3 separate regions of the Homo sapiens genome follow, and regions 1 and 2 are each linked to region 3. Evidence: chromatin loops called from intact Hi-C (ENCODE). Cell type or tissue: CD4-positive, alpha-beta T cell. All regions are shown on one strand. Region 1 has its middle 99 kb from the start of MIR4290. Region 2 has its middle 29 kb from the start of GADD45G. Region 3 has its middle 62 kb from the start of MIR4290HG.

Evidence for each region. Peaks named below come from ENCODE experiments on the same cell type or tissue, not always from the same donor. Only the 100,000 strongest peaks of a DNase experiment are listed, where the experiment ranks them.
Region 1: a loop joins it to region 3, with 3 times the contacts of the local background. A loop is called at or near these places in 50 of 110 quality-filtered maps.
Region 2: it touches region 3 in a loop (12-fold over the local background); 12 of 110 quality-filtered maps call a loop at or near these places.

Annotation. Positions count from the first base shown.
Region 1 is chr9:89,920,247-89,928,246 of GRCh38, reverse strand. No RefSeq gene overlaps it. Among named protein-coding and RNA genes, the nearest start is that of MIR4290, 99 kb to the left of the region's middle. RefSeq lists an enhancer at 6,902-7,071. In CD4-positive, alpha-beta T cell, a CTCF peak has its summit at 3,921; a DNase peak (open chromatin) is centred at 3,946; H3K27me3 peaks cover 329 bases.
Region 2 is chr9:89,571,731-89,579,730 of GRCh38, reverse strand. No RefSeq gene overlaps it. Among named protein-coding and RNA genes, the nearest start is that of GADD45G, 29 kb to the left of the region's middle. In CD4-positive, alpha-beta T cell, CTCF peaks have their summits at 2,997 and 3,198 (motif pointing left); a DNase peak (open chromatin) is centred at 3,220; H3K27me3 peaks cover 486 bases.
Region 3 is chr9:90,099,079-90,107,078 of GRCh38, reverse strand. No RefSeq gene overlaps it. Among named protein-coding and RNA genes, the nearest start is that of MIR4290HG, 62 kb to the right of the region's middle. In CD4-positive, alpha-beta T cell, a CTCF peak has its summit at 4,605 (motif pointing right); a DNase peak (open chromatin) is centred at 4,618.

The DNA of each region.
Region 1 (8,000 bases), 180 kb after region 3:
TGCTTTTCCAAGTCCTGAAGGTCTAGGAGGGCAAAAACCTGCCCATGCTGCCAGCCAGGAGAGGCCCCCAGGAACCCATGTCTAGAACTCTATCCACCGGGCAGCTCCTATGCCTTCCAGCATCTCTCTTTTTGTGCAGTCCATCTTTGCCAATCTGCTGAAGCTACCAACTCCATGGTTTCCTTGGGGTCTTTTTAAAAGGCTTCATTTTATTAATTTTTCAAAATAGGCTTGAATTTGAAAAATGGTGAGTGTTCCAAAGGTCTGGGGTTTCACTTCATTTGATGTGGTGTAGTCTCTGAAAGGACATCCAAAGGATTGTTTGCTTTGGCTAAAGGATGCTTCATTTAGTGTTATCCTAAGGCTTCGCTGCAACACTAGCTAGGTAAAATCAAAATATATCCACTGTTACTCTGAAAAGAAGAAGAGATGGCCAGGATCCAGAATTCCCAAACCCTGAAAGAGCAAGAGCACAAAGATCTCCACGAATCACATTGCTGCCTAAAACGGCACCATGATTCTTTGTCTTCTAACTGGGTGGATGTCAGGCACAAAATCTGCTCTGCATCTGCACAACTCCCTCATTCTGGTGCAAATCTCCAGTCCAGCCATTCCAATCAACCAGCAGTGGCATTCACGCTCTCCTTACCCTTTCTCCCCAAGCCAACCCCCTGCGTGTCACTGGTCTACAGCGGCCCTACTTTCCACAGTGAGTTTGGGAAGGGGAAGTTGGCAGGCTAGTAAGTGGAGACCCCATGTCTCCATAAAATCCCTCTGGTCCTGACTAATGTTGTCTGTCCTCAGTGGGGAGGACAGTCAGAGGACATCCTGATTGAGAACACCAAACAGGAGGGCTTGAAGACATCCATTCCAGGAAGGCTGACGGGTGATTAAAGTGTGGGGCATAGACACACTGGTGAGTAAATGCAGATGGGAGAGAGGAAGAGTGATGGAGCCATAAGATTCACAGTAGACACTGAAATTTACAAGTTGTCCCTTATCCTAGAAGCTAAAGCTTTATAACAGCTGCTGTCAATTAAGTAGCATAGTAGAGAGCTGCAGCTCAATCAAAAGCATCAGAGAAACACCGTTTCCTTTCTCACCCATTGACAGGTGCTCCCAGCACCCCTGCGCTGCCTCCTCTGCAGGGAGAAGCATAGCTGTCGCTCACCCACCTCCCACCTTGGGAACCAGGAGGGCAAGGTGTTAGTGCCCTAAGCTTCCTGCTACAAAGATAATTCCAAGATGATGCTGACAGTTGGAGAGGTAGGGCTCCAAGGAGCAGGAAGATTTCCTCCCAGTTCTGAGCATACAGGAAAAACTCCATGGGCTGATCACGCTTACAAAAAGTCAACACAAAATCCTGCCAGAAAGACTTTCCCTTTTTGTGAGCCTCCGCAAGCTTGTGTGTACACATTTTTCTCCCCGCCTTTCTGCTGTAAAGTTATGCTTCTACATTTAGCAAAGTACGTCCACACAGTGAAAGCAAAGAGTTCTAAGTAGCTGATGTTAAAAAAGTGTTGGGCCCAGTGCCCAAACCTTCCCTGCTTCATAGAGGAAAGCACTTTCAACTTTTAAAGATATATTTTCCCTGGTATCTATTTCTGCATATCTCTGTAATATACTATTCTGCTATTTCTTGATTTTTCAATATTTTAGAGTATCTTATTGGTTTTCTGTTAAGAAAGGTGCAAAGTCAGTTCCTTCACATCACCCCAACCCCAACCTCTTTGCCTCCCCTCCCCACAGGCAGAGTTTACGTTATTAATGTGAGGTGCTGATCGTACCCCACCGAGGCCAGTGGTCTGCCATGAGAATGCCTCCTCTCTCACACCACTCTATGTTTGTTTTTCCTGGAGTTAAAAATTGCCTTGGGCTTTTGTTTGCTCAGTTTTCCACGTGCTTCTTGCTAACATTTCTAAAAATTTTAACGCATCTGTTAAATGCCTAAACACACTTCCAAGTACTCAAATACAGTAGCTTTTTTTTTTCTTAGAGACTTTTGAGCCTTCCTCATCTCTCTCTTGTATTGGGTCCTCTGTTTCCAGAATTCCATGTTATCTAGTTTTCTCCCTTATTTTACTGAAGTGCATTATCCAGTAGTTTTCAAAGAAAGTACTCAGGCAAAAAGACAGATGGATAGATAGTGATGAATGAATATGTATATAAGTAGATGGTAGATAGATAGAGGATTAATAAATAGATGAATGACATAGGTAGATAGATGATTGATAGATAAATCTCATTTTCGTATTTAAAAAATATCTATATTCTCTCCAACCCTCTAGACCAATACTTAGTAATTTTATTTAGTACATTTTTCCTTCTCTACAGATGCAATACCATCTTTGATATCTGAGAACATAAAATATTGTTTTTCGATTATTTAGCCCCCTGGTTATTTTTGTTTCTTTTGCATACCTGCTTTGCGATTTTACCCCTTAGTGTCTGTCTTTCATGTAAAGACTTTCTCTACAGCTTCTGGTGACCTTCCGCTGCCCACTCACATTGCAGAATGGGACATTAAAGTAAGTGTGGATTGGAGTTTGGGTGGGGAGGTAGAAATAGCAGAGGGCTTGCAGACTGATGCAATGGGAGCTAGTCTCAAGCCAGGACCCATCCAATGCCAATTCCTGCCAATGTTTTCTCTGGGAGTTTTTCACTTTCTCCAAGGAGGAGTCCTCCACACTTCTCCCCAGGTGAGGGCAGGGTAGACCTGTGGAAGCAGAGTGGGAAGAAGAGCTGAGGGTCCCAGGTTCAGGAGGCTGGCTTGCATGTAATCTGTCTTTTTAGCCCCAAAGCTCCCCTCCAGCCCTCTCTGGGTCTACCATTCCCAGCCTAGTGGGACTGTCTGTTCCTTCAGCAAGTAAACATCCCACCTAGTTATAGGTTGAATTACGTTCCCTCCAAAATTCACAGGTTGAAATCCTAACCCCCAAGTCCCTCCGAGTGTGTGTGTAGATCTGGAGATAGAGCTGTTACAAAGGTAATTATTTAAGATAGGATTGCAAGGGTGGGCCCCAATCCAGTATGATTCATATCCTTATGTAAAGGGGAAATTTGGACATAGATGCATTCGTACACGTAGAGAATGCCATGTAAGGATTGGAGCTCTGCTGCCACAAGCCAAGGAACTAACAGAAGGTAGGAGAGAGGCCTTGGGCAGAGAGAGTCCTGGTGCCTTCACGGGGAGTGGGGCCCTGCCAACACCTGGATCTTGGATTTCTGGCCTCCAGAACTGTAAAACACTCCATTGCTATTGTTCTAAGTCACCTAGTGTGTGGCACTTTGTTATGGCATCCCCAGTCAACTACCACCTCCTATGGGGACTGTGTCCAGAGTAGCCACAGGGCATACAGAATGGGAGAGGGAACTGTGGTGCCTGAGGTCCTCCAGGCAGATACTGCAGGGGCCCTGCCATGAGCCCAGGGCTTTGTCCACCTCCGTCTGCTTGCACCTTCCAGTGGGTGGCAGGAGAGGGGACACTCCTGGTCAGGATCTGCTCAGATGAGGCACTTACAAAATGTGTTGTGATGCTTTACCCTTGGTTATCCCTGCTGTCTTTCACTCTATAAGTTAATAAGGCTTTTGTCCCTTTCTTGTCATTTTAGAGAGGCTGGGAGACAGAGGGGCGGCACCTGAGCGTAGCGAGTCCGCTCTCCCTAACTGGAGTCTTCTCTGGTCTCTGTAGAGCAAGCATCCATGGCACTAGTCAGAAGCCCCTCACCCAGAGGGTGCAGGTATCTTCACTGAGACTGCCAAAGTGGTACGGGTGACAAGGTATTACGGGTGAAAATGTCATCTTCCCACAGAGGGAAAAAGAAGCCTCATAACTAGCTCAATAACAATGACCAAAAGCATAATGTGAGCATTTCCTATTACTAGGGTGGTTTTAATGTACCTCACAAATTACACCAGGGGGTGTAGTTTCATTTCCCGCCCCTTGAGTGTGGGCAGGACTTTCACAAACATAAAAAAAGGAAAAGAAAAAAATAGTCACTAGACAGTGGAAAAACCTGGCAGATGTCGCCCAGACCAAAAGGTGAAGGTCAGCCTCCTAGGAATGAGTCACGTGGGTGTCATGCCTGCTTTGATGTGGAGTGATAAGTGAGACCGTTCACCTCTGTGCTGTTCCTCCGAAAACCGGTAACTGTGATCCAATCAGAGAAAACCTCAAGCCAACTCAGCTGGAGGAAAATCCTGCGAAACAGCTGGCCAGTACTCGTCAAAAGTATCAAGGTTAGAAAAGACAAAAGAAGACGGAGGAGCTGTCGCAGGCTGGAGGAGAGACGGGAGTCCTGACAAGTTAGTGAAATGTAGGCTCCTGGTCTGGATCCTGGAACAGAAAAAGGGAGTGAGTGGAAAGATAGGGAAACTCAAACAAAGTCTACCATTTGGCTAATCGTATTTTACCCACAATAATTCCTCAGATTTGACCAATGGGCCGTGTTGATACAAGATCTTGACATGAAAAAAGTATGTATGGAAACTCTATCCTTGTAACTTTTCTGTCTGTCCAACGTTATTTCAACACAGAAAGTTAGAAAAATGACCTTAAGCTCAAGCTCTCCGTTTTTCTTTACTTTTTTCTTTCATCCAACTGAGCTGGTTCCAGTGCGAGCCCTGCATCGTCTCCTCTCTGGCTTCCCCTTCCAAACTTCTTCCTCACCCACCATGGGCATTTCGGCCTCTATCTGGGGCTCTGTGAGCACTAATCTTCCATGCATGCGGAGCTTCTAGCTCCCTCCACACCCCCTGCACAACCCATCTCCACAAAGGGGGAAGGAATACGGCCTAGATAAAACCTCTAGAGTCTTCCTCTCACTGCATGAACCGCCCTCCCCACTTGCTGGGCTTCACTCTGGACACTCTTGCTGTGCCCCAGGGCCTTCCTGGCTGCTCCTTTGCTCCTCCTGGACAGCCTTTGGCATCAGCTCCGGGCTCCAGGGCCTCTTTCTGCAGGCTCCTCGGTGCTCTTTCCCTCCTGTAATTCCTGGTCATCGTGTTCACAGATATGTTCATTTCTTATTCCTGTGTCCCACCCAAACCCCCAAGCTTCATGACTCCAGGTTGAGGCCCATTTTTTTCATCAGTGCCCCTCACCCACCTCCTGGAAGGACCTGGAAGAGTGCTTGGCACAACAGGGACACTCACAAGTGTGTTGAGAGGATGAATGGCAGCGTGTAGGGCTGGGGAGGAGGCTGGCGCGCTCTCACAGTCTCTCTCCTGCAGGAAGTGGGTGCTTCCTGGGAGAAGCCTTCCAGGCTCTACTGCAAGAATTCCTTTGATGGTGAGGACCAGGGAAGCAGCCAAGAAAAGTGGAGAAAATGTATGTGGGGGATGTATAACGTGTGTGTGTGGTGCATATGCATATGCGTGTGTATAGGTGTGCATAGTATTGTGTGGTACGTGTATGATGTGTGTAGTGCGGTGTGTGTGCATGTATGTGCGTGGTGCGTGTAGCGCAGTATGTGTGCATGTGTGTGTATGTGTGTGTATAGGTGTGTGTAACATTGTGTAGTGTGTGTATGATGTGTGTAGTGTGGTGTGTGTGCATATCCGTGCATATATGTGTGTGGTGTTGTGTGGTGTGTGTGTGCATATGTGTGTGTGGTATGTGGTATGTGTGCATATCCATGGGTAGTGTGAGTGTGTGGTGTGTGTGATACAGTGTGTGTACATATGCACGCAGAAGTCTTTGACTTGGAACCAGTCAAAGAAGAGTTAATAAGAGAAATTCAAAGAGCTATGGCCTCCCCCAGCCCCCTGAGACCTCTAATAAAAGGCCATGCTGGCCTTGCAGGTGAGCAAACAGACACCACCAAGCTCCAGTGAGGCAGGCATTTTGGTGCCCCACTTCCAGCTGGACCTGATGTCACTCAGCCAGGGGTGAGGCACTTAGGCATGGCCCGAAGCAAGGGCAGGAGAGGATAAACAGGCCGGCCATCTGTACCATTCGAAGGAGCACTCACCACACAGCCTATTTGGAGGGGAAAGGGCTGAGGACATCCAGATACAATCGCTTTTCTCAGGCATGCTGATAAACTGTGTCCTGCTCATTAATTGCAAACTGACTTCGTGGAATGCGATGGATAGCTGAGCACTTGGGTTAATCAAAAGATAATACAGCGACTGAATGTGTTGGCCACTTTTAAAAGTTTAGAAAAGTAAAATGATGTTTATACTGAACAATATCTTGATGATAACTCAATCATTTTGTCATTTAGAAGTGTGCTCACACCTTGTAGTGGCAGAAGTACGTTATTTTGAATGTCATGCACAAAGACTAGCAAAAACTTCAGGGTAGGTGGGAGGGCACAATACTTTAACTATGAAGTACCCAGAAGAGCAATGCTTTAGCAAAACAAGTTAAAAGAGTACAGTTCATTACTTGCAAATAAAATATTGCTTTGATATTACCTCCTTCAAAGCAGAAAGCCCAATTCTCAAGAAGAACAAGTATTTTTCCGTTTTAAAAGCAGAATTCAAAAAATAGAAAGGTGTTGTGTTTCCATATTTGAAAGTTCTTGCACCCATTTCAGAAATAAGTGTATCTTGCTCTTCCTACTCTAACTGAAACAGCTTTTTAAAGAAAAATAGTAGAAGGAGACAAACACAGTCAAATCTCTGAATGACTCCCTTCATTTTAATGAGGACACATGAAGATGGCTCCCCAGGGGCCCCCTCCTTGCCTGCCCCATGTTCCTATGATAACCTGGGCTTTGTGTGATTGAAACCTTGGACCCTTGAGACGTTAGTTTTGATGGTGGTATTTCTGTTGCCATTAGCAAGGGAATTTAGAAATCCATGAACACGATGCAAGAAAGAGAGCGCCAGCATACGCGGAGCTCCGCTGCTGCCTCTGAGAGAGGCTGGTGTTTCAGGAGGAACTCAGACTCATACCCCTTTACCCCCATCTTCCAACACGAGGATCCCTTTGCACACTCACCCTGCTGTCTAAAGGTAGCGCCCTCAAATACTGTACATGCACACCGGTTGAGAAGGCCAAGTACCCCTTTTGTTTCTGTCTTGCTTTGCAAGGATTGAAAATTCTCCCTCCCTGAGCAATACAGCAGTCATCTTCAAAAGTAGGACAGATCTCAGTTGGGAAGCTCTGTTTCTGGGACACTGCCCTGAGGGTGTTTGTGAATGTGGTCGCCCTGTGAGGAGAACTGCAGCCGCCAGCAGGGACAGCTTCAGCGGATGCAGCCTGGACTCACAAGACGGGTGCCTTTTCCTTTTTATACCACTTGCCTGGCATCAATTCACAAAAGATGTTTCATGAACGAATGTTAGAACAGTGGGAGTTCAAAATAAGAGGCTGTATACCATCTTCGCCCCAGTGACACTTTCAACATTCCAGGAACGAGGCTGTATTTGTCTTCTTGGGCTTCCAGAACAAAACAGCATAGACTGCATGGCTTAAATGACAGACATTATTTTCTCACAGTTCTGGAGGCTGGAGGTCCCAGATCAGGGTGCTAGCATGGTGGGGTTCTGGTGAGGGCTCTCTTTCTGGCTTACAGATGGCTGTCTTCTTGCTTATCCTCAAGTGGTGAAGTGGGGAAGTGGGGTAAAAGGGAGGGGATAGAGAAAGAGAGGGAGAGAAAGCTCTCAGCTCGCTTATAAGGACACTAACCCCATGACAACAGCCCACTCTTACAATCTCATTTAGCCTTAATTACCTCCTAAAACCCTATGTCAAGATACAGCCATGTTGGGAGTTAGGACTTCAACATATGAATTTGGGAGTGACACAATTCAGTCCATAGCAAAAGTCTTATGACGTCTGCTCCATTTGACACTATTCAACTCACACACTTTCCCTCCTCATGCCCCAACTTAGGCTTCTCAGACAACACTCCCTGGGGCTCCTTCCTGCCTTTCCAGCCTCTCCTCCATTTCCATCCTGGCCACCGCCACCCTCCACCTGGCCTCCCAGCTGCCTTCTCTTCTCCTGCTGCCCTCCACCCCAGACGAGCTCGTTCTAACACATGGCT
Region 2 (8,000 bases), 530 kb after region 3:
TCAACAGCCCTGGCAGAATGAGGTGGAAGAGTGAAACGTTTAAATTTAAAAATTTGTTTTGAAGGCAGTGCCTGGGTTCATCCTAACCCAGGAATATCCTTCTTTCCAAAATATTGCTCATTGTGAATGCAGAACAGCAGTTTAGAACATCTCCCCTCCCAGGCACTTGCATTCTGAGCCAAGGCGTCCATGGCACAGCAGACAACAGGGTGATCTTGGCTCACTGCAACCTCCGCCTCCCAGGTTCAAGCGATTCTCCTGCCTCAGCTTCCCGAGTAGCTAGGATTATAGGCATGCACCAACATGCCGGGCTAATTTTGTATTTGATTGCTATGACATGTTGAATGTGCTGTTCCTCAATAGTAATTCATAGTTCCCCATGGTTTGTGTGTGTTTGCTTCCCCTTCCGCCATGATTATAAGTTTCCTGAGGCTTCCCCAGCCATGCTGAACTGTGAGTCAATTCAATCTCTTTCCTTTATAAATTACCCAGTCTTGGGTATGTCCTTATTAGCAGAATGAGAATGGACTAACCCTCCACCTTCAAAGCCAGCAACAGCAGATCGAGTCCTTCTCACATCCATCAGGCTGATGTCCTCTCTGCCAACCCCTCCCACTTACAAGGATCTTCATGGTTACATTGGGTCCCACATGGATATTCCAGAATAATCTCTTAAAATCAGTTAATTAACAACTACAAGTCTATCTGAAACCTTAATTCCCCTTTGCCCTGTCATGTAACATGTTCTCAGGATCTGGGGATTCAGATGTAGACATCACTGGGGCATTATTCTGCCAACCACAGAGGTCCTTGTGAGAAAAATAAAATCATATGATTGGAAAGGAAGAAATAAAACTGGATTTATTCACAGATATAATAATCTACATGGAAAAATCTAAGGAATGTACAAAAAGCCACTAGAACTAACAAGTGAATTTGGCAAGATTGTAGGATACAAGTTCAATTTTTAAAAATTTGTTGGATTTCTATATACTAGAAGTACACTGAAAGGTGGAAATGTTCAAAACACAATAAAATATTGGAAATTAGCAACATTTACATGACATTGTAACATTTACAGTGACATCAAAGAATATGAAATACTTAGGAATAAATTAAACAAAAGATGCACAAACTACAAAACAATCCTGAGGAAAATTAAAGAAGGTCTAAATAAATGGAGAGGTATACCATGTTCATGAGTCAATATTGCTATGATGTCAATTCTCCCCAAACTGATTTAGAGATTTGGTGAAATCTCAAGTAAAATCTCAGGAGGTTTCTTCTTTTTTGCAGAAATTGAGAAGCTAATTATAATATTTACATGGAATGCAAAGGATCTAAAACAATTTTGTTTGCTTGTGGCCAACACAATTTTGAAAAAGGAGAATGAGGTTTTTTAGACTAACTGCTCATTTCAAGATTTATTATAAATCAACAGTTATCAAGACATTGTGGCATTAGTCTAACTGAAAAAAAACATGTAGGTCAATGGAATGGAATAGTGAGTTCAGAAATAGATCCACTCATGTAGAATCAATTAAATTTTGACAAAGTTGCCAAGGCAATTCAATGAAGAAATGATAATTTTTTCAACAACTGGTACTGAAACAACTGGATGCAAATTTGTCCCATGCAAAAACAAAACAATGAAATGCAACCCCTACATCACACTGTAGAAGAAGACTAATTTGAAATGGGTCATAGATCTTAATGTGAAAGCTAAACTATGAAACTTCTAGAAGAAAACATAAGAGAAAATCTTGGTCACCTGGGGTTAGGCAAAGATTTCTTAAACTGGACCCAAAAAACTAGAACTATATATTAAAAATTTAATAAATTGAACTTTATCAAAATTAAGAATATATGCTCTTCAAAAGACACTGTTAAATGAAAAGGCAAGCTATAGACTGTGAGAAAATATTTGCAAATAATAGAAAAGACTTTTATCTAGAATATATAAGAGCTGTTACAATGCAAAATGAGAAGATAAACAAGGTAATTTAAAAAAATAATCAAAAGATCTGAGCAGACAGTTCACCAAGAAGATATCGGATGGCAGATAAGCACATGAACAGATGTTTATTATCATCATTAGACATTAGGGAAATGCAGTCAAAACACAATAAAGTGTAACTACACACTCACCAAAATTAAAAAGACTGGTAATGACAAGTGCTGGTGAAGACGTGCAGAGACTGGAACTCTCACACATGGCAGGGGAGAGCATAAAATGCTGTGGCCACCTCAGAAAACCTTTTGGAAAACAGTTTCTTAGAAAGTTAAAACATATATTCATCACATGACACAGCAATGCCACTGCTTGGTATTTACCAAGAGATGAAAATACACGTCAACAGAAAGACTTCTGTGTAAATGTTTGTAACAGTTTTGTTCATAATATCCCAAAGCTAGAAGCACCCCAAATGTTCACTGTGGTTGGATGAGTAAACAAACTGTTGTAAAGCCATTCAATGGAACACTAGTCCACAATAAAAAGGAAGAAATTACTGAATCACTTAACAACATGGATGAATCCTAAAAGCAAGGGGCTGTGGAAAAGAAGCCACCTACACGAGGCTATATACTGTATGAGTCCACTAATACGAAATTCTAGAAAAGGTCAAGTGGCAAAAACCCATCAGTGGTTTCCAGGGGCTGGCAGGCAGGGAAGGTACGAGGGAAGTGACTGGAGTGATGCCAATGTTCTCTATTACAAGTGTGGTGGTGGAAACAAGACTGAATGTGTTTGTTACAACTCTCTGTATTGTATCCTTAAAATTGTTGAATGTTATTGTGGTATAAATTATACCCCAATAAAACTGACTCAATACAGGAGAGACAAGAAGTATTTTTAAGCATATTCCTAATTTAAGATCACTAAATTGAAAGTCGAAAGGAAGATGATAGTTTGTGGATTATGTTAATTTAAAACAAGCTTGTCCAACCCTCAGCTGGCAGACCGCCTGAGGCCCAAGGCGGTTTTGAATGTAAACCAACACAAATTTGTAAACTTTCTTAAAACATCATGAGGTGTTTTTTTTTTTTCCTTGCTCTTCAACTATCATTAGTGTTAATGGATTTTATGTGTGGCCCAAGGCAATTCTTCTACCAATGTGGCCCAGGGAAGCCAAAAGATTGGACACCCCTATTTAAAAGGTTTAAATTTTAACAATAAACAATTTAAGGGTCCCAAAGCAAAAAAATAGGTGCACACCGCCATCTAGTGGTCTAATTCCACAATTACAATATCATTCTGGCTTACCAGTTTAAGATAAAAAAAGTCCAGTAAAAAATTATTTCCCAAAAGTAATTTTATAACATTTAATATCTATTAGCAATAGGAAAAGTTGAAAGCCCTAAGAAGGGGAGATTATTACCTACATTTGGGCAACAACAAAAATCTACTTTAAAGACATTCCCATTTCTATTAGGGAAAAAAAATTACCTGTTGTGAAAATTATTATTTACCATTTGTCCAGAATGTTCAGTCAATGCAAAATATTTAAAAATAAATAAAACAGAAATAAGATGTGTAATTATGTAAAAGAAGGAAATAAAACTATCACAACTGGAGGATAGTGGAATAACACTCAAAACACAGCTAATCATCTTAAAATTCATATATGCATCAAGTGATTATGTATAAGATTAAACGTTACAAAATTAATAGCTTTTCTTTTCTTTTTTTTTTTCCTGAGACAGAGACTTGCTCTGTCCCCCAGGCTGGAGTGCAATGGTGAGATCTCAACTCACTACAACCTCTGCCTCCCAGATTCAAGCGATTCTCCTGCCTCAGCCTCCGGAGTAGCTGGGATTACAGGCACAAGCCACCATGCCCGGCTAATTTTTGTATTTTTAGTAGAGATGGGGTTTCACCATGTTGATCAGGCTGTTATCGAACTCCTGAACTCATGATCCACCAGCCTCAGCCTCCCAAAGTGCTGGGATTACAGGCATGAGCCACCCCTCCTGGCCCATTAATAACTTTTCTATAACACAGCAATCACAGAATATAAGCTATAATGGGGGAGATATTCCATTAATAATAGCAGAAATAAAAATACATTAAATGCCTATGATCTTTAAAGCAATATAGACAAACTAAGGAAGAAAACCATCAAAATTTACTGATTGAGGTACAAAAAAGTTTTCTTTGGTAAGATATATATTATTTCTTAATAGAAAAACTGCATTTATCTTAGATGTTTTATGAAACTCCAGTCAAAAATTAGTACAGTATCTTTTTAGAACTTGTTCATACAATTGAAGTTAATCTAAATACTACAAATGTATGCACACATTACTAATAGAATACATTGCGGTGCATGCCTTTTTTTTTACTTTGTATACTTGGCATCATATGGAATGCATCTTTTTTTGTATTTGAGACAGAGTCTGGCTCTGTCACACAGGCTGGAGTGCAGTGGCGCAATCTCAGCTCACTGCAACCTCTGCCTCCTGGGTTCAAGTGACGCTCACGCCTTGGGCTCCAGACTAGCTGGGACTACAGGCATGCGTGACCACATCCAGCTAATTTTTGTCTTTTTAGTAGAGGTGGGGTTTCACCATGTTGGCCAGGCTGGTCTTGAACTCCCGATCTCAGGTGATCTGCCCTCCTCGGCCTCTCATAGTGCTAGGATTACAGGCGTGAGCCACTGCACCCAGCCAGAAGACATTATTTTGCAACTTGCCTTCTTACAAAGAACACTACCATTTTTAGATGCATTTGTGTAACCGCCTAAAGGGTTCTGTTGTAGACACATACCCTAAATTGTTCATTCTTCTGTGAATGGATATTTACATCATCCACTTTTTTACAATACAAACAGTGCAAATGTAACCATTCTTTTTGTCTCTCCTGGTGCACAGGTGCACATATCTGAGCACAGACTTGCTAGGTCACAGGGCATGTATACATTGAGCTTTCCAAAGAGGCAGTGCCCAACCCCCGGCCATAGAATTATCTCCTCTTGAAAGACTAGATAGTAATATATGCTACCGACTAAATTATGCCTTCCTCTTCATTCTAATGTCGAAGCTTCACCCCTAGTGGGATGGTATTTGGAAAGTGGAGCCTTTGGGAGAGATGAAGGTTGGATGAGGTCACAATGGTAGGGTCCTCATGACAGTATCACTGCCCTCATAAGAAGATGAAGAGACTTCCCCCCACCCCTGGGCACATTGAGAAGGCAGCCGCTGCAACCCAGGAAGTGGGCTCTCGCCAGGAACCAACCTTGCCAGCACCTTGATCTTGGACTTACAGTTTCCAGAAGTGAGAAAATACATTTCTGTTGTCTAAGGCACTCCATCTACAGTATTTTGTTATGGTGTGTGGTATTTTGTTATAAGTGTGAGCAGGCTAATACAATATACCTCTGCTATGAAACTGTATTTCGTTGGTGATAACTAAAATTGTACTGTCTTAATTCAGAAATTTTCCCCAAAACGTGTTGCAGTTTCCAATGCTATTTTCCATTTTTTAAATTTGTATTACCAATAATTTTCTGTAAGTTTTCCCCCAAGAGTATATGTCAAATGCTTTATTATATCTGGCTCATAATGTTGTTTTATGTTTTCTCATTGATGATTACACTTTTTTTTATTTGAACTGTGAACATTATCAGGATAAAATATGTATTCAATGCTTTCAACTTTTAATGACTGACATGGTTTGAATATTTGTCTTCTCCAAAACTCATGTTGAAATTGAATCCTGGCTGGGTGAGGTGGCTCACACCTATAATCCCAACACTTTGGGAGGCCAAGGCAGGTGGATCACCTGAGGTCAGGAGTTTGAGACCATGCTGGCCAACATGGCGAAACCCTGTCTCTACTAAAAATACAAAAATTAGCCGAGTGTGGTGGTGCGTGCCTGTAGTCCCAGCTACCCGGAAGGCTGAGGCACAAGCATTGCTTGAACTCGGGAGATGGAGGTTGTAATGAGCCAAGATCGCACCACTGCACTCCAGCCTGGGCAACAGAGGGACACTCCATCTCCAAAAAAAGAGTAAGAAAGAAATTTAATCCCTAATGTGGCATTACAGAGAGCTGGGGGCTTTAAAAGGTGATTGGGTCATGAAGGCAGGATTCATCTATTCATGGATTAATGGATTAATAGGTTAATGGATTAATGGGTTATGATGGGAGTGGGTCTGGTAGTTTTATAAGAAGAAGACAGACCTGAGCTGGCACGCTCAGCCCTCTCACCATGTGATGTCCTGTGCCACCTCAGGACTCTGCAGAGTCCCCACCAGCAAGAGGCTCTCACCATACATGGCTCCTTGAGCTTCATCCTTCTCAGCCTCCATAAATATAAGCAATCAGTTCTTTTTCTTTCTATATTGCCCAGTTTCGGGTATTCTGTTATAAGCAACAGAAAATGGACTAAGACAATGACTTTCAAGTAACGTTTGCATCCAACATTCATGTCATTAACAACAAAAATCAGCCACTCATTTTTCTTGAAATTAGCAATTTATTTCATTGCAGAAATAGATATCTGTTCTATTGTAAGGTACCACAGGTTATCCATTTTTCTTTACCTGTTGAGAATTCATTCCAAAAATTCTTCATCAGAAATGTAAATCTCTTCTCAATACATTCAAAAAACATCACGTATTCCATCAGTGGCATCTGTTCCTAGGAAATAGACCTTCCTAGGAATCTTGTTCTTCAGGTTGCTGCCCCCTGTAACCTCAAGGTGCCAGGTGGTCAGGAGCGTGCCTTTGACCCTGATCTTGGGTCCTTTGCTTCCTTAATTTATTTTTTTATTTTGCTGGAGGGCGTCCAATAGCAGCTTCCTCAGAAAAGGTATCTACAAAGTGCGCTCCTCGGGAACTCACATGACTGAAAATGTCATTTTTCCATCCCCCTGGAGCACTCGCCTTTCAGGGTCTAGGGTCTAAGTGGAATGCTGTTTCCCCGGAATTGGGAAGTCATATTCTCACTGCATTCTAGCTTCCCGTGTTGCTGTTGGGAAGACAATTAGTCCTTAGCTTGGGTCCCATTTTTCTCACTGTGAGGCTTGATCTGAGTGTTTTGACGTTTCAGGATTTGTGTTTTACTGAAGGTCTTTTTCCTTTCATTTTGCAGGGGATTCAGTGAGTTTTTTCAAACTGGAAACTCAAGTCCTTCTGTTTTGGGAGTTTTTCTGTTTTTTGTTTTTTGAGACAGTCTCGCTCTGTCGCCAGGCTGGAGTGCAGTGGCACAATCTAGACTCACTGCAAGCTCCACCTCCCGTGTTCCAGTGATTCTCCTGCCTCAGCCTCCCGAGTAGCTGGGACTAAAGGTGCACGCCACCACGCCCAGCCAGTTTTTGTATTTTTAGTAGAGACGATGTTTCACCATGTTGGCCAGTCTGATCTCCTTCTCTTGACCTCATGATCTGCCCACCTCGGCCTCCCAAAGTGCTGGTATTACAGGCGTGAGCTACTCTGCAAGGCCTGTTCTAGGAATTTTTAAATGTATTTCTTTGATAATTTCCTCTTCTCTGTTTCCTTTCATCTCCATTAGAATTTGTTCACATCATGAAACTCCTGGGTTAATCCTCTAATGATCTTCACTTTCTTTCCTGTTTCCTTTCCATTTCCTTTCTCTTCTTCTTTTTTCTTTAAGACAAAGTCATACTCCGTCACCCAGGCTGGAGTACAGTGGCATGATCTCAGCTCACTGCAGCCTCCATCTCCACCATGCCTGGCTAATTTTTTTCATTCTTTTTTTTTTTTCCAAATGTAGAGACAAGGTCTCACTATGTTGCCAAGGCTGGTCTCGAACTCCTGGGCTCAAGCAATCCTCCCACCTTGATCTCCCAAAGTGTTGAGATTACAGGCGTGAGCCACGGTGCCCAGGTCTCATTTTCTTTGTAAGTCTATCTTCTGAGAAGTATTTCCTATTCTTCCATCATTTCCAATACAATTTTCATTTCCATGTTCTTTTTCTTTTTTTAGTTTCCAAGACCTATTTTCATATTAAGAATGTTACCTTTTGTTTTTCCCCAT
Region 3 (8,000 bases):
AAAGCAATAGCACCAACCAGGGTTCCAAGGAGAATTTCTACATTAATAGATAAATATTTGATCAAACACAAGACCTTTCTTATTCCCTTTTTAATTCATAGTGTTACTGCATTTGCACTGATATGCTGCTCATGCTAGTTATGCCACTCAAAATACCCACTTTACCAAAAGTAGGTAACTTCCTCAGAGGAAGCTCTTTTTTTTTTTTTTTTTTTTTGAGACAGAGTCTTGCTCTGTCGCCCAGGCTGGAGTGCAGTGGCACGATCTCGGCTCACTGCAAGCTCCGCTTCCCAGGTTCACGTCATTCTCCTGCCTCAGCCTCCCGATTAGCTGGGACTACAGGCGCCTGCCACCACGCCTGGCTAATTTTTTGTATTTTTAGTAGAAATGGGTTTTTACCATGTTAGCCAGATGGTCTCGATCTCCTGACCTCGTGATCCGCCCACCTCGGCCTCCCAAAGTGCTGGGATTACAGGCATGAGCCACCACGCCTGGCTCAGAGGAAGCTCTTTAATGAAGAAGTAACATATTAAATATAACTACATTAAGAACCTTTCACTTTATTCTACATAAATATACTCACAATTTAATTAGTCATTGAAATGAGGAAGTCACATGCAATGCATTTCAGTTGAAGGTGTCTGTCTTAAAAGAGTGATGTAAGGGGGTCTTATAGTACCTTTATGGATGACAGCAGTGTCTGGGACTAAGGTCACAGAAGTGAAGATCTGAGCCCACGTTCAACAATCTTATAAATTACAAAGGAATGTTTAGACACAAAATCTAGACAGTGAAAACAGAGATGCTGCAGTAGCAGGCCTAGAAGAGAAGGAGGAATTTGCAGTCCTTTTTCAAATCACCTTTTCATAAATGAAAACAAACTCATACAACAACAAAATAGGGCATGCATTCTGATTCAGGATGCTGTTTTAAAGTTCTGTTCAGCAGTTTACATGGACTTTGATATCATAACACTCTGATTCAAGTGCTAAATATAAATAGGGTAAATATTTCTTGGCTTCCAGTGGGGTAATGGTAAACCCAAATTAGAGGCAGCACCACGGTAAAGAGCTATGTTGGATGAAATCCTGAACCACATTTGTGGGAAGGACACAGGGCTGGCCCAGTGAAGTCACTCTTCCAGTGAAACAGCAGAGCTAACATCATCCTTCCAGGAATCCTGCAAAAGAAGCCACCTGGGATGCAGTAAGATGACAGTAGCTTTCTGGAGCTAAGATGACAGACAGTTTTTTCTTTGGCCACAGGTTCTGATTACAAATCAGCAAGCAAATGTGTTCACACAGATGAAATAAGGGTATAGAAAAGGATGATGATTTGTCCCATTTATTCCAGCCCTTTTTACTGGCTTTTACAGTCCTTTTTACGTGGCTTTCATTCATTCTTCTTTCTGCCCATGAAGCTTATCCTAGAGAGAATTTCTGAGAATAAATGAAGCATAGTGAAGCTTCTAGAAAATAGTGTAAAATGCTAACATTGTTATTATTGTCAAGTCATGTTTATCAATATGTGGATCATTGATGATAACTGAACTATTCAAGAAAAGTTGTTAACTAAATGGCTGTATGACTTTTGGTGGGAGATTGTATCGTAGCTCAGGAAAAATTTATTCCCCTTGCGGTACCCGCACCCCCACGCCCAGGAGGAATGTACATCCTTGTCCCAGAAGCAATGGGCTGGGTGACTTGCTTTGGCTTGTTGGAATGTGAGTGGATGTGGATTTGCCTGTCCAAGCTAAGAGCCAAACACACATGGTGCATTGGGCTCACTCTGTGTGCTCTTATCGCATCAGAGCCATGCGTCCCAGAGAGTGGTTGTGCCTTCTGCCTGGAAATGCAGGAGAATCAGATCTCTGCCCTTCCCACCTGCGGACTTCAGTAGAACTGCCACGGCCCACCTGCAAACTCAAGAGTGAGAAATAAAGAAATGCTGGCAATTTCACACCTCACTGACAGGTGAGTCCCCACGCACAAAGGAACTTCAGTAAGCCTAATGGCTGACTACTCATAATTGTGGAGGTGAGCTGGCATACTCAAAGTGTGGAAAGAAAGAAAAATCTGTCAATGGCGAATTCTACATCCAGCAAATCCATCCTTCAAAGGAGAAATTAAGACATGCTATAATTTTAAAAAGAAAAGGTGAGCTGAGAGAATTTGTCACTAGCTGACCTTCTCCCAAGAAATGCTAAAGGGAACACGTCATGTTGAAATGGAAGGAAATTAGGTAGTAACTCAAATCCACACTAACAAATAAAAGGCCCTGTTAATGTGACAACATAGGTAAAAGTAAAAAACAGTATAAAGGTACTTTTGGTTCATAACTTCTTTCTTTTTTCCTTTTTTTTTTTTAGATGGAATCTTACTCTGTTACCCAGGCTGGAGTGCAGTGGTGTGATCTTGGCTCACTGCAACCTCTGCCTCCTGGGTTCAAGCGATTCTTCTGGCCTCAGCCTCCTGAGTAGCTGGGATTACAGGCACACACCAGTGTGCCCAGGTAGTTTTTGTATTTTTAGTAGAGACAGGGTTTCGCCATGTTAGCCAGGCTGGCCTTGAACTCCTGGCCTCAGGTGATCCACCCGCCTTGGCCCCCGAAAGTGCTGGGATTATAGGCATAAGCCACCGCACCCAGCCATTTCTTTCTTTTTTTCTGTCTGATTTAAAAGACCACTACATAAAACAGTAATTCTAAATCTTGAGTGATGGGCACACAATGTATAAAGATGTAATCTGTAACAATAGCAGCATGAAGGTGGGAGGGAGGATCAAAGATCATAGAAGCAAAGTTTTTGTATACCTGTGAAATTAATTTGGCGTTAACTCAAACTAGACTGTCATAAACTAAGATGTTTCTTAACGGGAGAAGCAGGGAGGAAAGAGCACCAGAGATTCTGGTCTACATGGTCTGTGCTGAGGTCTCAGTTGTATTCATTTCCTGTTGCCACTGTAACAAATTACCATAAACTTAGTGGTTTAAAATAACAGATTTATGATCTTGCAGTTCTGAAGGTCAGAAGTTCAAAATTAGTTTCAGTGGACTAAAATCAAAGTGTTGGCAGGCTGCATTACTTCTGAAGGATCTAGAGGAGAATCAATGTCTTTGCTTTTCTCAGTTTTTAGAGGTCATCTACATTCCTTGACTCAGACCTCACATGACTCTGATCTCTGCTTCCATCTTCACATTTTCTCTGGCTCTTAACTGCCTGCCTCCCTCTTATAAGCAATCCTTGTGATTTTATTTAGTACCCACCAGGTGATCAGGATAACCTCCCCATCACAAGATCCTTAACCAAATCACATCTGCAAAGTTCTTTTTACCATGTAATTGTCTTAATCCATTTGGGCTGTTAAAACAAACGATCATAAGCTGGGTGCTTACAAAAAACAAACTTTCAGCCAGGCGCGGTGGCTCATGCCTGTAATCCCAGCACTTTGGGAGGCCAAGGTGGGTGGATCATTTGAGGCCAGGATTTCGAGACCAGCCTGGCCATCATGGCGAAACCCCGTCTCTACTAAAAATACAAAAATTTGCCAGGCATGGTGGCACGGGCCTGTAGTCCCAGCTACTCAGGAGACTGAGGCATGAGAATTGCCTGAACCTGGGGTGGGGGCGGGGAAAGGGGGTAGTGGGGAGGGATGTGGGCGGAGGTTGCAGTAGGCTGAGATGGCTCTACTGCTTTCCAGCCTGGGCGACAGAGCGAGACTTTGTCTTACACACACACACACACACACACACACACACACACACACACACACAATTATTTCTCACAGTTCTTGAAGCTAGGAAGTCCAAAATCAAGGTACCTGGAGGTTTGGTGTCTGCTCAGGACCCACTTCCTGGTTCACAGACTGTGCTTTCTTCCTGCACCTTCACATGGTGGAAGGAGCAAGGCAGCTCTCTGGGGCCTCTCTGACAATGGTACACATCCCATTCATGAGGGAAGAGTCTGCCTGAATTACCTCCCAAAGACCCCACCTCCTGATACCACGACACTGGTGATTAGGTTTTCAAACTACAATTTTTGGGGGGACACAAATATTTAGACCACAGCAGTAACATATTCATAGGCTCCAGGCATGCAGAAGTGGACATCTTCGCGGACTTTATTCAGCTCACCACATGAGACACAAGTGGTCTATAAGTCTCCCTGTGCGATGCTGAAGTGCAACCAGGGTTTAGAATTACCCAGGCAGAGTCTGGGATGCTCACACCTAACAGAGCCTTCAAGCCTCCAGGAGCTTCATTAGCCTGACCCACACCCACTCCAGACTTCCAGAATCAGGATCTCTGGGGGTGCAGTCTGGGACTGTCACTTTTTAAAGTTCTCCCACGTGATTCTTATGTGCCCAGGGTTGTAAATCCTCTCAGAGGAGACATCAGCAGTCCATACAGCCCAACACACCACAGAGTAAAGTCCCCTGAGAAGTTTCAAGAATCCCTGGACACTTGGTGACATTCAGAGGCCAGGGTTCCAGGTAGACCTGCACCTGCTCCTTCAGGCGTGTCTTTTTGGCAGAACTTCTCAGGTAATTCTGATGCCCATGAAGGTTGACCGGTTGTCCTGTGGAGGGCAGCACTGGCCTACAGATGGATCTAAGCAGCCCCAGCCAATCAGGCTGTTTATATGCAGAGTGACGCATGTGGCCAAGGAGATGTTACACGTGTAAAGGCTTTGCTTTGGAGCGAGCTCTTAAAGGAAATGATTTCTTTCAGAGCCAAACTCAGACACCTAGCAGGGAACAGTTTGAAAAGGTCACCATATACTTGACCCTTGGTAAAAGATAGGGAGCCTCCAAAGATGGAGATGTGTCTGCAGGACTTAATTGTTGAAGAATCACAAAGATCCTCTCTAAACTATTTCAAAATAATACCATCTAGTGTTGCTGTAATTTGTGCTATTAAAGGAAAAGTTACATGAAGGGGAATATATCTTAGCATGACAAAAATGCAAATTTAGAGTGTGAAGTTAGTTCCATTTTTTTAAATTCAGAATCACAGTAGAAAAAAATGTAAAAATTATTTAAAAATTAGAGATAGAAAAAACTCTGAAGACATCTTGTAAAACAGATAACCTGCCTCATAAAGCTACATGGTAGCTTCTCAAACTTCTCTTATTCTATCTGAAAATGGAAACATGGCTCCTTGTCCAGTGTACTCATATTGAGGTGTAGTGAAGATCAATAAGGGATATACAAATTAACCATTCAAAGTATTACAAGCAAAGGGCAAACAATGTGTCTGTCATTTAAAAAGTTAGGATTGGCCTTGCGCAGTGGCTCATGCCTGTAATTCCAGTACTTTGGGAGGCAGGCCCAGGAGGGCGGATCACGAGGTCAGGAGATTGAGACCATCCTGGCTAATACAGTGAAACCCCGTGTCCACTAAAAATACGAAGAATTAGCCGGGCGTGGTGGTGGGCGCCTGTAGTCCCAGCTACTCAGGAGGCTGAGGCAGGAGAATGGCATGAACCCGGGAGGCGGAGCTTGCAGTGAGCCGAGATCGGGCCACTGCACTCCAGCCTGGGTGACACAGCGAGACTCACTCTCAAAAAAAAAAAAAAAAAAAAAAAGAATTTATCGAGATAAACAGGGAAAACTATATTTTAAAGATCATCTGCTTATTTCCACATTTTTTAGTTGGATATATGAAATGTGCAATTAACTATCAACATAAAAAGTTGACTAAGATACTCAAAACTGAAAATCCTAAAATACCTACAGAAATAAATGAAACTAACATGGTTCTTAAGCCCCAAACTTAAGCAAGCACTCACATATTTGTCTCTGGCAGCCTGGCATATCAGCCATGTCTGAACGCCGCTAAATTTGATTCTTACTTTACCTACAGGCAAATAGCAGCATATGACTGTCTCTACAACATTCTTGACCTATAAATCTTCAAAGCAACAATGCTCTACTACAAAAGGAAAAAAAAACCAAGACCACGAGTAACCCATCTTCAAACTGTCACTCTAATCCTTTCTCTGACTGTCAGATTAAAGGTTGCTGCTGTCTGGAGGTCTGTGGCTTCAAATTAGAGATGAGATCATCAAAAAAGCTTAAATTCAAACTTCAGATTGCTGGCTTCACTATGCTCCTTGGTGAGAAAATAAATACGTAAATAGTTACCCATTAGACATGCTATCAAGAATAAGAATGAATCCTGCATACATGTAAAATATCAATAATAAGATATCAATAAACTTATTGACAATATTACAGGACACTCATGTCCAGTGGTGGTTAAAAATCCAGCCTGACCTTACAGTAGACATTGAGCTACATGCCAGTCAGTGATCAAGATCAAGGGAGGCAAGCTCTAGCCCCCACATCCAAATCCAACACAGCCTACTTGTGTATACAGCCTGTGAGCCGAGATGCTCTCTGGATTTTCAGTGAATGAAAACACATGAAAAGAACAAATACACTTTATGACCAATGAAAAACAAATGACATTCAAATTTCAGTATCCTTAAAGTTTTGTTGGGACTCAGTCACGTTTATATCTTTGGAGATTATCTATGGCTGGTTTCAGGCTATAAGGGCAGAGTAGCGTAGTTGTGACAGAGACCATATGGCCTACAAACCTGAAGATACTTGCTATCTGAGCTTTTATGGAAAAACATTGGTTGACCCCTGTTATAGACCATGGGCTTCAACCCTGGCTGGACAATGCAATCATTCTGAGAGTATTTAAAAGAACTGATGGGCAGGCCCTTCAGAGAAAGCTTTATACTAATTGGTCAGTTTTGATCTGGAAGCCCATGAAAGTTGATCGGTTGCCCTGTGGAGGACAGCACTGGCCTGCAGATGGATCTAAGTAGCCCAGCAGAACAGGCTACTTGTCGAGAGAACCAGATAAGTAAGTGTAATTTCAAGTTGCCCAGCCCTCCCCTTGGCCCTCTTCCCACCACCCTTGGCTTCTGAATATTTCCTTTGTGAGATTCTTTCTACAACAATGCCTTCCCAGGGAACATCCTTTGCTGCCTACCCTCCTCCGACAGATGTGCAAAGATGTGCACACTCAAAACACACCATCTCTCAAACATGCACGTGTGCACACGTGCACATATAAACCTGCAAACACACATGCATATATATTTACACACACACCGCTTGTGTGATCTCTGGAGCTCAAAAAAGTGGAAAGAGGATTCTATTAAATTAAGATTGTGAGTTTCTTATCCAAATTACGCACATCTCCTTCCCCTCATGGAATCCTCCTGGGCCCTTGAGCTTAAAAAATAAGCAGCTGTTCCTTGACCCAGATCATACTTATTTTAAGATCCAAAGCAGGGGTGTGCAATCTTTTGGCGTCCCTGGACCACATTTGAAGAATTGTCTTGGGCCACACATAAAATACACTAACACTAATGACAGCTGATGAGTTACAAAAAAATCGCAAAAGAATTTCATAAAGTTTAAAGAAAGTGTATGAATTTGTGTTGGGCCACATTCAAAGTCAGACAAGCTCGGTCTGAGGTTGTTTTCCTTTGAACTGGCTCTCTCACATTTGAACCCTTAGGTGGCAGTGGAAACTCACAGTTGAAATGCTTCTCTTTAAATGAGTGGTTTGTGGTGTGTGCTGTGTTGTGTGTGTATGCGTGTGGTGTGTGTAGTGCAGTATGTCATGTGTGCGTGTGCATGCTGTGTGTTTTGGTGTGTGTGTGGTACCTATATGTATGGTGTGATGTGTTTGATGTGTGTGGTGTGTGTTGTTTGTGTGGTATATGGTGTATGTATGTGGCGTATGTCTGTGGTACATCTGTGTGATGTGATGTGCTTGGCGTGTGTTGTGTGCAAGTATGTATATACCACATACAAGTGTATGTGTGTATGCCAAGTATGTATGTGGTATATACATACACATACTTGCACACAACAGTGTGTGGTGTGTTATGTTTGGTGTGTTGTGTGTGTGTGTGGGGTGTGGTTTGTGTGTGTGGTATGGTGTGGTGTATGATGGTATGTGATGTGTATGTGGTG